2 separate regions of the Mus musculus genome follow, and region 1 is linked to region 2. A link is a loop called in an ENCODE intact Hi-C map of the cell type or tissue named here. Cell type or tissue: heart. All regions are shown on one strand.

What was found. Hi-C counts contacts between places; a loop is a spot of excess contacts. Peaks named below come from ENCODE experiments on the same cell type or tissue, not always from the same donor. Only the 100,000 strongest peaks of a DNase experiment are listed, where the experiment ranks them.
Region 1: it touches region 2 in a loop (4-fold over the local background); 3 of 42 quality-filtered maps call a loop at or near these places.

The regions. Positions count from the first base shown.
Region 1 is chr14:76,816,267-76,824,266 of GRCm38, reverse strand. All of the region lies in intron 1 of Gm30246 (a long non-coding RNA gene), which reads right to left. Among named protein-coding and RNA genes, the nearest start is that of Gm30365, 17 kb to the left of the region's middle. In heart, no CTCF peak of the experiment used is centred here; DNase peaks (open chromatin) are centred at 4,446, 5,346, 5,726 and 6,616; H3K27ac peaks cover 4,533 bases.
Region 2 is chr14:76,618,647-76,626,646 of GRCm38, reverse strand. No RefSeq gene overlaps it. Among named protein-coding and RNA genes, the nearest start is that of 1700108F19Rik, 55 kb to the left of the region's middle. In heart, no CTCF peak of the experiment used is centred here; DNase peaks (open chromatin) are centred at 3,446, 3,816 and 4,496; H3K4me3 peaks cover 1,349 bases; H3K27ac peaks cover 5,777 bases.

The DNA of each region.
Region 1 (8,000 bases), 200 kb before region 2:
AAAGTAGAGAAAGCCAAGTCACTCCCAAGGATACCACATACCCAGAGCTTTGTAAAACTCCTCCCAGCCATCTAGACTCCATGCTCTTGCAAACTGCATGTACAATGGTCTCTTTTAAAAAAAATGATGCAATTAAAGTCCTTAGTCCCTTCTGTTCCTTTTCCTCTTTTCTTATATTCCATTTCTGGTTGTTTGAAGCTTGTGATGGCATAGTATTTCATTAAGGAGTGAACTGGAAAGTCAAAGACAGTGAGGCATGTTAGCCAGGCAGGGCTGCCTAGGCTCCAGCCCAGAGTGCAGGAAAGCCTTCCTCTCCCCTTGCTCACAGGGACTGCTTTGCCTTGGCCCCTGGGCTCATTCAGTAAATATTTTCCATCTTTTTCATTTACAGTCTACATTTCAGAACATTTGTAGCTGCATGTGGGGAGCCGCACTCACATTTGCCATTATAAGATGGCGCTGACAGCTGTGTTCTAAGTAGTAAATAATCTGCACATGTGCAGGGGCAGTTTTCCCGCCATGTGCTCTGCCTTTCTCGTGATGACAACTGGGCCGATGGGCTGCAGCCAATCAGGGAGTAACACATCCTAGGCGGAGGATAATTCTCCTTAAAAGGGACGGGGTTCTGGCACTCCCTCTCTTCGACTCTTCGTCTCTTTCTCTTCGTCTTTTCCTCTGCTCTCTGCCTCTCTCTCTCTCTCTGCCCCTCTCTCTGCCTCTCTCTCTGCGTCTCTCTGCGTCTCTCTCTCTCTTCCTCTCTGCCTCTCTCTGCCGAGCTCTTCCTCTCTTGCTCCTGAGTAAGCAATAAAGCTTTGCCGCAGAAGATTCTGGCTTGTTGCGTCTTTCCTGGCCGGTCTCGAACGCGCGTAAGAGCTGCATAGCAAACTTGAGCAGAAAGTACAGTGGCTCCCATTTGGCCATGTTTGTTACTATGGATGAACCCACACTGTCCCCATCATTTTTGTCCCCTTATGGGGTAACCATCTGGAATGTGTGTTCGCCCGGTTTCAGCTACTTGGTTTAGGAGTCTCTTTTGGCCTGCAGTTCAAACATAAAGACTCTGCCTTTTGCTCAGCATTAATTCTGGCCTTTAACCAGCCTCCATAGTTCACTTACCGCTGAACTTTGACCCGTCTGGCTCGTTTCAGTGTTTGCCTGCTCCCATCTAGGTAATTGACTTTAGTACTTCATTGGAAAGGGAAATGAGGACAGGTCTCTGTCTCTGGACGTGTAAATGCTCACATTGTCACCTTGCATCTGAAGTCGTTGGGATGCTGCTCACACAAAGTGCGCTTCCCTCCTGCCCACCCAGCCAAGGTCTGGCCTGTCGCCACTGCATCTGTGAAGACCATCCTAACAAGTACCATCCTGAAACATTTTTTCCTCTTTGGCACCATGTCTGGCATCAGACTGGCATCTCAGAAAAAAAAAAGTTAACCCTCACTGAGTTTCAGTTCCCCTCATTTGCAAGTAAGGACCCAAACATTTCTAGAGTGGCTTTGTAGGTACATGTAAATATGTCCAAATATGGCCACTAGAGACACAATAGATTTATATTCAATCTCAATGGACCCTCCCTCCTTGCCTACTCAACAAACGGTGTCTGGAGGATAGATGCACAGGCAGTGTAAGAGATTAAACTATTTTAAAATGGGCATGGATTATTGCAAAGGAAATTATCTCAGGGGTAGCAAGTCCTTCTCGGGCTTCTGAAGAAAAAGGAGCAAAAATGTTGCCTGAGCAGGTCAGCTGAAAACCACTAGCAAATTGTATGAGAAAATGGTGTGATGGGGTCCTGCCTCTCCAGGAGTTGTATCCATCTCTGTCCCTTGTGGATATAGGAAAATAAAACACAAAGTGATTGCTTAGGAACATGAACAGGCAGGTGCATGTATTGGCAACGAGAATGTGGGCTACACTGGGGCAGACATCGAGGGAGGGGTAAGAGAATGGGTCTTGAGAGGGTGGGTGCAGAGGGAGCCATAACTCTGAGCACAAAGAAAAAACCTTCTCAGAGCTATCAAAAGCCGACGATGAGACACGACATAATTCCGTCTGGACACCAAAGAGGAGGCTCATTATGGCGCATCGACTATCTGGTGGGAGTGTGGAATGCCTCTTATCACAAGTGAAGAGTTAATAGAGGACTTTGAGCCGGCACATGACCTGATGGCTGAGCTATTGGAGCAACACAGGCCACAGGGAAAAGGCTGGAGGGTAAATTGTAAGTCCAGCATTGCCATAGTTGCCCTGGTAAGAGCAGCATAGGCCGAAAATGGCAGCTGCAGAATGGGGCAGAAGGATTTGTCTGTGACCTCTGCTGTTGGGTTCTTTCCTAACACTATTACATGGCAGACCATGGGTGTTTAAATGTTTTTTTCTTAAACCCAGTTAAGTGCTTTAAAACCCCACTTAAAAGTGACAGAAGATAATAAAATTAGATTGACTCTGGAGGATTTTTTTTTTTTTTTTGAGAACCACTGTAAAGCATTTAACTGGGACACTTGCTCCACCCCACGCCATCAAAGAAGGATCTTTACTAAGAATGTAAGATAACACCACAACCGGAGCTGTTTCTCTCAGCCAACAAAGAGAAGAGCTGTGATGGTGAGCGTGGCTGGTCTTGTACAGTACACGGGTATACAGTGATAGCTGAGCATGTACGGCACACGTGCTCAGCTTGGGCAGAAAGAGAAACACTTCTTAGAGTGTTTTTCCAGAAATGTGTAAGGGGACTGCATAGGTGAGGGATGGCATGGGCAAGGGCACGGCATTGAATTTTATGTTAAGGACCCGGGCTCTGCCAGGGAAGGAGGGGACAGAGATAGAGCTGGGAGCCCTGCACCTGTCACCTCTGCTCATGAAGCTGAACTCAACTCTAGCCTCTCCAGCCACATGCAGTATAAGCTAAAGAGAGATGTGCCCATACATTTCTGACTGAAGGGCTTTGGGAGGGATGTGCTGGGATGTTTTAGATGGAGGAAAGGATCTTTGGCGGTTTAGATGACCTTACATTAAAAGGTCTGGTCCCCAGTGTGACCACACTTAGGGGTGCAGCTGTGGGGAAGGAGACCAGATAATGAAGGATCAGCCTTCATCGGGGACAGGATTCAGGGAGTGACGGAAACATGAGCAGATCGGGAGCTAATATCCTGAGACTCCACCTCCACCCCACAAATCCACCGGAACAAAGGGAGGAGAACTCCTGACAAGACCCTGGACCTTTTGATGTCTCCTGCTGTCCAACAGAGCAGAGCTCTAGTGGGATGACGTAGGCCCCTTCCGTGTCCTAGGTGGAGATGGCTTCCCTCTGTGATCTCCGTGAGGGTCTAACGGAGCAACTTAACAATTCTACCTACCAGTTCTCATGTTCCTTGGCAAAGCCTATCTCAAAGGCTTCACAAAAATTGACTTGGAGTGGTGATGGAATTAAGGAGAGAAGAAATGTTGCTTGTTAGGTGACTAGAAGCTGGATTTTCACAGTTCCGGGAACATACGGAAAGATGAGGGAGAAGGGGAGAACTCCCAAATTAGGAAGCTTGCAGTGGGTCATGCTATTATTTACTTATTCACCCATCCATTCATTCACCTGTTCATTTATTCCCTGGGTCTCTACCTTCACAGAAACTGCGAAAGAAGGGAGACTGTCATCGTGGTTCCCCAACTGGTGTCACGATAGAGAACTGATTTTCTGGGCAAGTGGCTGGAGTGTAGCAGGAAGAAGATGGAGCAGTCAGTCCTGAGTGGGTTTACACTGGCTCGCCCTGTGGCTCCCTGAGTCTGCGCTGAGGCTCATCACAGACGTTTCTGAGAAGGGGGATGGAGGGCCTCATTTCCTCACTGGCCTATGTGGATGACAAGTTTTGACATTAGGGCCTTTCAGTGAGATGCCTGTTTTCAAGGAGGGCTGGAAGCTTTTGTTCAAGTCTCTTCTGGAGTAAGCCTTGAGTTATTCTGCTCAGAGCACCTCACCTAATCATTACTGGCAACTATTCAGGTGTGATTCTAGTGCCTTTATGCACGCACGCACACACACACACACACACACACACACACACAGAGAGAGAGAGAGAGAGAGAGAGAGAGAGAGAGAGAGAGAGAGAGAGAGATGAGGCTCAGAGATCTGCAGTCAGCAGCCCAAGATGCTATGTGTTGGTACAAGGGTGGAAACGCAGCCGCTGGCTCCAGAGCCTGTTTGTTTGCCCTGTCACGACAGTTAGTGCTCCACGGAATGCTTACCCAGGGGGAAAGGATACCTTTAGCAAGCGCTTTGTGCTCTGTTGGCCTCATCTGACTCCTCTTATTTTTTGGTGCTGACACCACTTGCCTCCCACCCTGCAGCTGCCTCTTTCTGGCTCATGCCTTCTTGGGAAAACTTGGCAGGCCTCTGGAATTGGATGTTTCTGCTGGGGCGAAAATATCCGCGTTAGGAACTCAGCTCACGCAGATTAAGCCCTTTGTCCTGAATGTCCAGAAGGAAGTCCAAGTCTCTGAAGAGGTACTGGAGCTCAGCCAGGGTGACCTTTTGTCAGGGAACACCCCTTTATGGACACAAGGGACAGACAGACTGTTCGCTGCTCCTTGGCTGAAGCTGCCCAGTTGCTTAAAAAAAGAAAAAAGAAAAAAGAAAAGAAAAGAAAAAAACCTTCCCCACTCTCCACTCCTGAAACTCCTATAAGGTATTTGGTAAGTCTCAAGTTAGAAATGACTCCTCTAGGACAGCTACCCTCCTGGTCCCGTCCTGGTGGCCTCAGACCCCTGCCTGGGCCCCTACCACATACATTTTCTCTTTCAGTATGCTTACCCTTTAGGCTACTTCCCTACTCTAACTTGTGTACTTCCAGGAGAAGAAAACATGAAGAGTCTCCGGTACTGTAAACTTTAAAGGTCACTTAATTTGATGTGTATTGGTGATTTGCATGCATGTGTGTACACAGTGTGCACGCCCGGTGCCCACTGAGGTCAGCAGAGGATGCTGAAGCCCCTAAAACTGGAGTTACAGATGGCTATGAAGCATCACGTGAGCGCTGGGAGCCAAACCCAAGTCTTCTGCAAGAACAGCCGGTGCTCTTTAGCATTGAGACCCCTATCCAGTCCCCACGATGTTATAAACTTTTAACAAGGGTGGAGTATATAATGAATGGATATGTCCAGTCTAGGTTTTTGTTGAGGAGTTTAAAATAGTAGAGTTTCCATCTGGAACACAGAGAGGATCAGGCACCTCCTATCCTAGTTTCTAGAACATTCCCACGCCCCCTCATTAGACCTCAAAGATGAACCTCTTCATAGCTAGTACAGAAACACCTTGGGAGGGGCATCTTTTTCTTTGAAGGGGGAAGCTTTAGAGGCAGTCATACCCTGGATCTGTGCCCGTGCTTCAGGCTAGGAGCTGGTGGGTTGCAGCAGAGAGGAAGGAATCCCATTCAATAACATTTCTTTCAGGCAGTTGTGTCTAAGGATGTGCACAGTTGGTGAACCAGGACTCAGGGCACTCACTCCCACTCCATGGTGTGTGCACTTGTGTGATCTTGAGTTCTTTCAGACGTATGGTTTAGAGGTAGCCTGGGAAACTGTGCCAGCTCTGAGCAGACACAGCACAGCAGATGAGAAACACTGAAGACAGAAGTCCCTCTCCCTGCAGCAGCGTGACAGTGCAGAGGGTGACAGAGTATGCATGAAGCTGCCTTCCCCCGTGCCCTGCTGAGCAAACATCTGCTCTGTGCCACTCCTGGGGTTAGGCTGAGTCAGGAGCTACGGTAACCCTCAACACCGTATTCCAACTCTTGGGCTATTACCTTTCGGAACTCTCCTGTGCAGGTCACCTCCACACTACAACGCTCTTAGCGGTGGTGATGCAACTTCTCACAGCTCCCGGGTCCCCATGGAGTGCCACTGCCCTTTCTGTGAGCTCTTCCTGTTTACATTTCACTGGAGAACACACTATGCAGAATGTGAAGTGGCTTGGAGCTGGGACTGGTGGCTGGGCAGGCTGAAGGCTGAGGTCCTTGCTTCTGCTTGAATGTGGGTTCTTTGTTCTCCGTGGCCCCATTTTCTTCACTTGAGCAAAGCCCTCACCTTGTAGGCTAATGTAGGGACAGAAGCTACGGTTATCCACCTAAACTGCATACCAGAGTTATCCAAGGAGTCTTAAAAGACTCATTCTCAGGCCCCATTCAGGAATCATTTAATTTAGAGTCTTGAAGAGTGAGTCTAGGCGCTGACATTTTAAAACTCCCCAGGTAACTATAGGCATACTCTAAAAAGTACATTTGTCTCATGTCCAGCGATACTCTACACCATCTGGAAGACACTCTGCTTTCAAAATCTAAAGCCCCACTAATGAATGATGCTGATGTTATTCTTGCTGGTATTCTATTATATTAATCTTCTTCTGAGAAAGGATGCTACTGGATTGAAACACCCCAAACTGAGTATCACAGCACCTGCAAGTGATTACAGCTGCCTGGAGGCTGCTCAGTGGAATGACCTTCAACAGCAAGTCCTGAGGACTCCAGCTCCTTACATGCATGCCTGCACTCCTTCACATCCTTGGGGCATGACCTCTTATGGGCACACTTTATGCAACCTGAGCTTGTGCCAATGGAAACACTTCCAGTTGAAGCTCGGTGTCTTCATTTCCAGTACTGAGGGCCTCCTGGGAGGCAGCAGTCGGCTCTTGCATCCCAAGTTACCTTTGCTCTACAGTAAATAGATGAGTCAGAGCTGGTCCCAGCAGGTCAGCTAACCGGCAGTCCTGAGCAATTGTGTCTGGTGGCTTAGGCCATGGGGACAATGCCCTTGGTGCCAATGAGAGAGTCATAAAGTTGAGCAAATTACTCTTTATAGCTGTCTTAGTTTGCTTATGTCTTGATAACAGGGACTGGGTTGGGCTGTGCAATGAGTTTAATTAAGGTCAAAGGAGACTGAAGAGCCCTTCAGTATCCCAGGCAACAGGGATAATTAGAGCGAGAGGTAGCTCTTAAGCTCTACTTCAAGCGGCCATGCCCTTCTTTCTCCCAACTGTGCTCTGAATGCTGACAGCAGGAGGAGCCACTGGAGAGTAGCCCTTCTATGTATCATGATGCAGGAGACTCCAAGGCAGGGATTTACACATCTCTCAAATCTATATACCTCTCATAGAAGGGCCAGAATCATTAGACGACAACAGTTGAATGCCCAGCGGCCACCACCTACTACCAAGATCCATCCAAAGTAGTTGGAATGATCCATCTAACATCACATCAGTTCACTTCACTGCCTGACTTAAAACCCTTTGGTAACTGCCCCTTACCCTTTAATATGGCCTCCAAGCCTATGTTTGATCTAGCAGCTTCCATCCTTTCCAACTCATCTTGCTGCTACACACGGGTAGGTGGGGCTGTACCTCAGCTCCAGGCCTCTGGGGACAGTGTTGTCCCACAAGCCTAAGGTACCATTCTCCAGTGTAGTGTTGCTGACAGTTCTGCCTCTCAGAAGCCATTAGTTTTCAGCTTTCATGACTTCCCTTTGGGAAGCCTTCCCTTTCTCTACCTTTCAGCTCCAGACTCCTGAGTCCCACAAACTGGGAGTCTCTGAACCTCCCGCTTCTCCTTCAGTGTTGCTCTCTGTGACTCGGCAGGCTTTAAGATTCATTACGGAGGCACCTCACCCAGAGCCCAAAGAAATCAGTATTCTTTGCACGAAGGTGGCTAATACATTTAAAATGAACCCAGAACTACGTGTCAAAGCCAAGGTAAAAGCAACATTTCTAGCCGAGGAGAAGACTGCTAGCCATGGAGAAGCAGACCTTGCACCATTTTGTGCAGTGATAGAGAGCCAAACAGTTATCTGTAGGAAAGCCCAGCATAATGGGTCAAGTCCCTGTGAGGTATGAAGTGTATTATTATATATTTTGTCAATATGAAATGCACATTTCACTGGTAATTCTTTTTTACAAGAAAAAAAAAGGCTAGTCTATTGAAGAGGTGAATTCAGAAGGAGCATAATAGTTGAGCATTCTG
Region 2 (8,000 bases):
TACTGAGTGTTTGTTCCAAACTCTGCCATCATGCAGCAACTAGCCACGGTAAGGAATATTTGCGACATGAAGACTGGCCTATGCTACAGAGCAGGGCTTCTCCCAGACTCTTGCCCGCAAAAGACCATGATTAAGTATTCACCATCACGCCCCTGCCCACGGTGGTACTGCTGTAGGCTGTGCAGAGAAGAGGGTTGGTGAGGATGCTTGTAGAACCTCATTATGATAAAAACAAAAAGACCAAGACAGAAACTGAAGCTCCACAAGTCAAGGATAAACCGGCAGCAAGAACAGCTTTCTTCCCTTGCCTAACATTTTCCCAACACAAGCTTTTTAGACTGCTCCAGCCCTCTGAAATTGCTACTATTTCAAATAAATGTTTTATTTAGCTCTGTGAATAAGGCTGCTTCAGCCAGAGAAGACAGAGCTTATATGAGCACATAAAATCACTCTGCGAATATAGTGCTTTCCCTTGAAGGCAATCACAGGCATTCTCTTTATTCCTGTGAACACATTGCGAAGGTGGCAGAATGGCAGAGAAAAAACGGGAACGCGCTAAGTTAGAAGTCACAGCAGTAGGTATACCCTGTGGCTATTAAGATAAAAAAATATAGATTTTTCTTCCCATCCTGGGAAACCTCTGCTTTAGGACCACAAGCTGTCTTAAGAAGGTTCTGGAACTGGTCTCCCATCACCCCTGTTGTGTTGTGGTGGATGTGCAGTCAGGGGTGGGGTGGGGGATGGGGGTGCCTCCGTGGGCCTGTGCTGAGGCATCCCTTCCCCCCTGAGATACCAGCCACACTAAGGATATAGTTTGGAAGAGTTTCGTGCCACGGGGAGGGGAGCTGAGGGAGCAGAGACAGAGATAGGCACAGAGGGGAGGAGAGGGGGAGGGGGAGGAGCTGGCCATGAGCACGTGGACAGAGGGGTGAGGGGAATGGAGAGACAGGGTAAGAAGGGAGAGGACAAAACTGGAGTAAGAAAGAAGAGAGCAAGGAGGGGGCAAGCAGCCCCTTTTATAGTGAATCAGGCACACTTGGCTGTTGCCAGGTAACTGTGGGGCGGGAGCCTAGACAAAATGCCAAAACCCCCATTTCTCACAAAGGAAACTTCCCACTGTTACCCTTCTTCCTCATTCCCTGGGTCCCTTGTTTTTAGCCTGGAGTCCGCAGACTTAGCCTGAGGAGTCCACAGTCTCAGAAAGCTCACTAGGGAGCCAGGGTCAGGACTGGAGATGGGCCTCTGGGTTAGGGGGTCTTTTTGCTGATTTTGTAGTTAGGCTCCTCCCTGAAGACACCTCCTACTACACTGGCTGTATTGCCCCACCAAGGTCCCATGTGGCCTCTTGTCCTCCCCAAGCCTTTCCTTCCAGGGGCTCTGGGTCTTTCAAACTGGCCTTGGGAATACTAGTCAATTTATACTTAAGTCTCTTTCTGTTTCCCAGGACCCATCTGTGCTGCCTTCGGAGCTGACAGCACAAGGTCACTGATAGCAAGGATCAAGGTCGAAGAGCTGGGAGCGTAGGGTGTGTGCTCCCAGGCCAGATAAACAGACTGAAGACAGACACAGAAACAAAGGCAGGGAAGCAAAAAAGAATTGCGGAGCCGGAGGGGGTTCCTTCACAAAGACCTTATTTTGTCTGGGGTTGTTTGTGTCTAAGAATCTCAAAAATGTGTTTGTTTTCAATTCCCAGGAGGACAGTTGTTTGACTTTGGGGTCTTTTTTTCCAAGTAAACTTTTCTGAGAGGTGATCCTGGCTCCACCCAAACCAGATCCATACAGTAAGTACGCCCCAAACAAGAACAGCTGGGCTGGGCAGGGGTGACATGGCCAAGAGCATTGTCAGCGGGAACATGTGTCTCTGCTAACCTCTAATGGATGCTGGACTGGGCAGGACCCAGCTTTGTTTGGTAGAGAGGCCTCAGAACCCAGCAAAGTTGCCTGAGCACCAGAGATCACAACAGGTATCCCTCCAGGCTACCTCTGAGCTTCTCATTCAGATGGGAAGTCCTGGGGTGGAGAATTTCTATCAGGGGCCCACAGAGCCACTCTGGGAACCTCTGAAGCAATCAGTAGTAGTAGCCTACACGGGACATGCAAAATAAAAATAAGCCAGTTGCGAGGAATTGCGAGACCAGAGCTGGGGAGATGGCTCAGTGGGCAAAGCCCTTGGCAAATGTGAGACTGAACTCAGACCTTAAAAGTACATGTAAAGCCGTGCATGAGTGGTAAAGCCGCACATGCGTGTAACCGCAGTGTTCCTGTGGCGAGAGGGGTGAAGAAGGCAGGATGATTCCCAGAAGTTCACGGGCCTGTTAGCCTGCATCAAAAGACCCCATTTCGAGCAAGGTAAAACGCAAGAACCAACACACCTGAGGTTGTCCTCTAACCTCCATCCAGCAGTGCCATGCACCCAAAAGTATACACACACACACACACACACACACACACACACACACACACACACACACACACACACACGAGAGGGTGGGAGACACTACCCCATTGTATGATGGGAGAGGAGAAACAGGCTTTCTCGCCTTAATTCCATCCCAGCTTCTATAGACGGTGTCGGGGTACCCATTCAGGAAGCCATTCAGCCTGACCACGTGTTCAGTTGCTCTGAGCACGGGGCATTTCGTGGCTGGGAAAACCAAAGCAAAATCACCGAGAGAGAGACCCAGGCTCTCGTGGGCTTACAGAAGGTGAAGTCTAGGGCCCTGGCCCTAACCTCTTTAGAACTAGGGAATTCTGCTCCTGCGCAGTAAAAGAGATCACGTGGTCTCCTTCCTCCTCTGCTTGCGACATGGGTGTTAAGAGAGTCTAGCTGCCACCCTGCAAAAAGGTGTGAGTGTTACGACATCTGGCACAGTAGAAAACATTCTTTTAAGGTGACTGTCTGCCTTGGCCACTTGAGGCAAAGAGGTAGAGGCCAGTAGTCTAGAAACTTCTAGACCCTCTTGCCCACATGGTAAACTGCTGAGCGAACCCTGATAAATTAGAGCTGTCAGCCAAAGAAATAGAATATAAAGGACGGCCTGAAGAGAAGGGGGAGGGGAAGGAGACTGTCGGTAGAGACCTTTGCTGGGGCCCACTGGTACTTGGGAGGCAGTTAGCAGAAGGAGCTGGGTTGGGGTGGGGGTGGGGATGGGAGAAGTGTTTGCCCCTCAATCGTTATTCAGAGACTCCTAAAGTCACAAAACCAGCAGAAAATGTCTCTGAAGATTTTCTCACCCACACACTAGACAACCCCTCTCTCCCTTCACTGCACCCCAGCAGTTTTCTTTAAGAAGCCTTCTATTGTGTTTTTATCAGAAGGAAAGCAACTAAAGGGTAAGTGCTCGCCTAAGGAAAATCCACAGTAGGAGAGAGTCTCCCAGGCTTGCCCCACCCGCAGCTATCCTGGCTGGATCCCTGATTCTGTCAGTTCACAGGCTCTGACATAAAAGGCAGGAAGTTAACACACTCTACACAAAGCTCCTTAGATGTCAGGAAATTAACCTGGGAAATCAGAGCCAACAGCCATTAAAGGCACTGCAGTCTGAGTTCAGAAATCAGTATGGCGTTAGATCAAAAGCTGTTTGTCGGGTATCCCAGGCTGGGCTCTGCCCAACTGCACACCCCCTAAAACGCCAGGCAACAGGGCTGCATGCCCGTGTGATGGGCGCTTTCCTGTTGCAGGGCTTAATTCTCTATCGGTTCTATAACTTTTAACCCTCTTTGCCTTAGAGGTCTGAATGCCTGCCCTTGGCAAATCTGGCCCCAGAAGAGCAGCTGGCCGGCCAGCTACTTCCTTATAAGGGAAGACAGCCAGGGGGGGGTCCAGTAAGGGGCCCCAGAAGAAACAAAGAAAAGCCTTATAAGGAGAAAGAGGGGAGGCAGCCTGAGGAGTCCAACCTTCCCAGCTAAGAAAACAAATGGCCTTGTGGAGGACAGAAGGTCAGCCCGGAGCAAACCGCAAGGCTGTGAGAATCATTATTTATGCACACAGCGATAATAACATAGCTCTGAGTCTCTGCTCTCTTATCTTTGCAATGGAGGGGTTGGGTTAGAGTAAGTGCCATGCCATCCTGCGATGTGTGAACAACTCTAACATTTACATCCACCTAAATGGTCTTGGGCTTTTCTACACCACCTCCCTTCACCTCTAGCCCATAGGATGCATGACATATAGACCCATTCTATAGAAGAGAAAAATGGAGGCACTGTAAGGGGAAAGGCGTTTGCCCAGTGTCACTTGCCAAACCCTCATTTTACTCACTCCTGGCTCCAGAGAGGGTGATAGCGACATAATACCATGTCCCTTATAAGTGCACCTTCAAACATTTGCAAGAATAAGCTCTCCATGGTACAATCTCTGGCCTTTTAGAATCAAAAGATGCAAAGGTCAGAGGGGACCCAGTTCAGGTTATGGGTCTGTCGATAAACAGCACAGGAAATGCAAACGTCGTCGCAGCGGTCTTTGGCGCTCCAAGTCCTCTTCCTAGGTGGGCAGAGGGACGGTGAGTTGCTTTAGCTAGGAGGATGCAGGCTGGCTTGTTGACATAGCTCCAGCCATCTGAGAGGAAAGAGCCTCAATAAAGAAAATGCCTCCAACAAGATCAGGCTGCAGGCAAGCCTTTGTAGGGCATTTTCTTAATTAGTGATTGAATGTGGGAGGGCCCAGCCCATTGTGGGTGGTGCCATCCCTGGACTGGTGGTCTTGGGTTCTATAAGAAAGCAGGCTGAGCAAGGAAGGCATGGAGAATAAGTCAGTAAGCAGCCCCCCTCCATGGCCTCTAAGTCAGCTCCTGCATCCAGGTTCCTGCCTGGATTGACTTCCTTCAGTGGTGACCAGTGCTGTGGAAGTGTAAGCCCAAGGACCCCTTCCCGCGAGGACTTGACTTTTGGCCATGGTGTTCTCATGGCAGCAATAGAAATCTTAACTAAGGCAAGGAGAGAGAATGGAACCCTGCTCCTTCCCTGCCTGAGTGTGGGTCCTGTGCTATGGGCCAGAGGGTCTCCACCCAGCACTGACTCAACTACAGTCACTTTGTCGGACCAAATCAGAGCAGCTTCTCCCACAGGTTGGGTTGAAACCTGGAAAATACCACAAGCCATACAACTACTGCATCTATAATTGTTCCCAGGAGAGAGAGAGAGAGAGAGAGAGAGAGAGAGAGAGAGAGAGAGAGAGAGAATATCAGTCAACAGAGAAGGCGGGGCTACAAGAAACTTGCGCATGCAATTATAGAGACCACAAGTCCTAGGCGTCACAGGCAGGATGCTGGAAGCCCAGGAGGACTGATGATAGAGTAGTGTCTGTAATTTACAGGGCTGTCAGGCTCTACAAGGAGGAGGACCAGCCTTTTTGTTATATTCAGGGTTTCAATTGATTGAGACAATATATCAGCAGGGATAAACACCCAAACACACACACACACACACACACACACACACACACACATTTCTGCTTTACTCAGTTGTGTTGGCTTTCCATTGCTAAGACGAGCACCTGTGGAAATTAACTTAAAAGAAGGTTTATTCTGTGTCATGGGTTTATAGTCAACAGTCACTTAGTCCTTCTGTGAGAGACCTGTGGTGGCAGGATATGGCATGGCAGAAGCCCGTGGCAAAGGAAGCCTGTTCAGCCCGTAGCAGCTGAAAAGCAAAGAAAGGGACTAGAAGAATCCGAGTTTCCCTTATCCTCTCCCAAGGACATTCCGCCAACGACTTAACTTTCTCTGGCTATGTCTTACCTATTGAGAGTCCAGCACTACCTCTAAGAAGCTTTAACACAGTAGCTCTTGGGAGACAGTCCGATTCTAAACTGTAGCCCTGATATGAAAACAGCCCAAAGAAACACCCCGAACAGCGTCGGTTATCAGTTTGGGCAGCCCTGGTTCAATCAAGTTGATACATAAAATGAGTGGTGACGGTCACGTAGAGAAGGGTCAAGTCAGCACAGGGACACGCCAGAATCAGAGGAGGCTGAAAGTGTCAGAGGCTGCCACCAAAGGCAACATCAAGAGAAAAGCCTAGACCATTCTCCGTGAGAGAGAGAGAAGAGGGATGGGACAGATAATTTCTGGAGCCTTTCCAGGTCCCCAAGACACCGTGCATCTTCCCAGCCCTGTCCCTAATGAAGTTCTGTGCGTGGAACTCTTTCTAACTAAGCTAGCCTGGATTAGAGCAAGGGCATCATGAATCTCCACAAATTATCAGGTAACCCCATTCTTAAAGTTTAGAAGCAGCTGTGTCCCACAGGACGAATCATCCTGGCTGTCGGGCCATCACACTGCACAACACTTGATCCTCTTCCTAGGTAACTTACTGCTATGGCGTCGACTACTTGTATGCCTGCAAACAACCAGCACAACTGAAATAAGGTGTGAGTACTAGGGACTGAAAATGGTTTGGGTTTTGTTTTGAGACAAGGTCTTAGATATACCAGGCTGGTTTCCAACTCTTCTGATCCTCCTGCCTCTGTCTTCAGGGTGCTGGCATGATACCTGAGCACCACCACTCCCTGCTCACGGGATGCTAGGGATCAAGCCCAGGGCTCTATGCGCAACAGGCAGGCCCTCTGCCAACTGAGCTGCATCCCCAGCCCTGAATAAGCCATTTCAATCTGTCAGGATAAGGAGCAAAAAAGGAGCCACTCAGACAGCGAGGGGTCACACCCACCTGCCCAGCACCTACACCACTGTCCAGGTTTGCTCTCTTAATTGTTTCTCTCCATGTTTTCTAGAAGAAATCAAATCTTAATTGACGTCATCTTTTTAAATAGAAATTTCTGTCTCTTCTACATTAGCTCTTCGGAGGACAAGGCTCTATGACATATACAAGTATATGTGTGGCCTGCCCAGGACACAGTATCTGGTGTGTTGTAGATATACAATGTATTTTTTTTCCATTTTTTATTAGGTATTTAGCTCATTTACATTTCCAATGCTATACCAAAAGTTCCCCATATCCACCCACCCCCACTCCCCTGCCCACCCACTCCCCCTTTTTGGCCCTGGTGTTCCCCTGTACTGGGGCATATAAAGTTTGCAAGTCCAATGGGCCTCTACAATGTATTTTTAAGTTCACCTCTTAACTACCTCTCACAGAGGAAAGCTCATCAGGCAGACCGAGCCATTGACAACAGTATTGTTCAGATGTTGCTGCAGTAACAGACAACCTGAACATTTCAGCGGTTACCTCAGCAAAGGTTGACATCTTATCAATACTCATGGTTCGGCTACAGTCTTTCTAAAAAACTCTCCTTTGTTCTAAGACTCAACAACAAAGAGAAAGAGAGACAGTGGGGCCATGTTGTGACTTTTAAAGTGCCTCAACAAGGGTGGCACAATTCCCTGTACTCACGTTTTGCCAGCCCAAGCAAATCTCATAGCCAAGTCTGACGTGACTGGGGCAGGAATACAATCTTTCCACGAGAGTGAGGGATGCCAAAACTCACACGACCATGCCTGGCACCATGGGACAGGGCTATGTAATCCACTATCAGACAGAGACACCAAAATTATGAATGTGAGCAGTACATAGTATGCCATCTGACACACACGTGCACTCTCTCTCTCTCTTTCTCTCTTTCTCTCTCTTGCGCGCACACACACACACACACACACACACACACACACACACATACACGACAGGAAAGCTGTGTGCGTGGTTGAGGATCTAACTAATTGGAGAAACACTCTAAAGCAAGTCTAGATCTGAGGTTTTCCCCAGGACACCACAGCTGTTTCCTGGTCCTCAGGCCGAGGGAGAGGCACCGCCCGACCCTGCTCCAATGCTCCAGGTCAGCTCTCAGTGGTGTCCCATGGAGTCCTCACAGAAAAACATTTGGCCCTTGAATGTTTTATTCATAAAGATCATATGTCCAAGGGAACACGAGCTAGCCAAGTCAGATGAAATTAACGAGCGTAAATCAAGAAATGCAGACCGAGCCAAAATGGGAATTTTCAGAAAATGAAGTAATCACAAACAGTGCCTTGGTTTACTTAGACCGC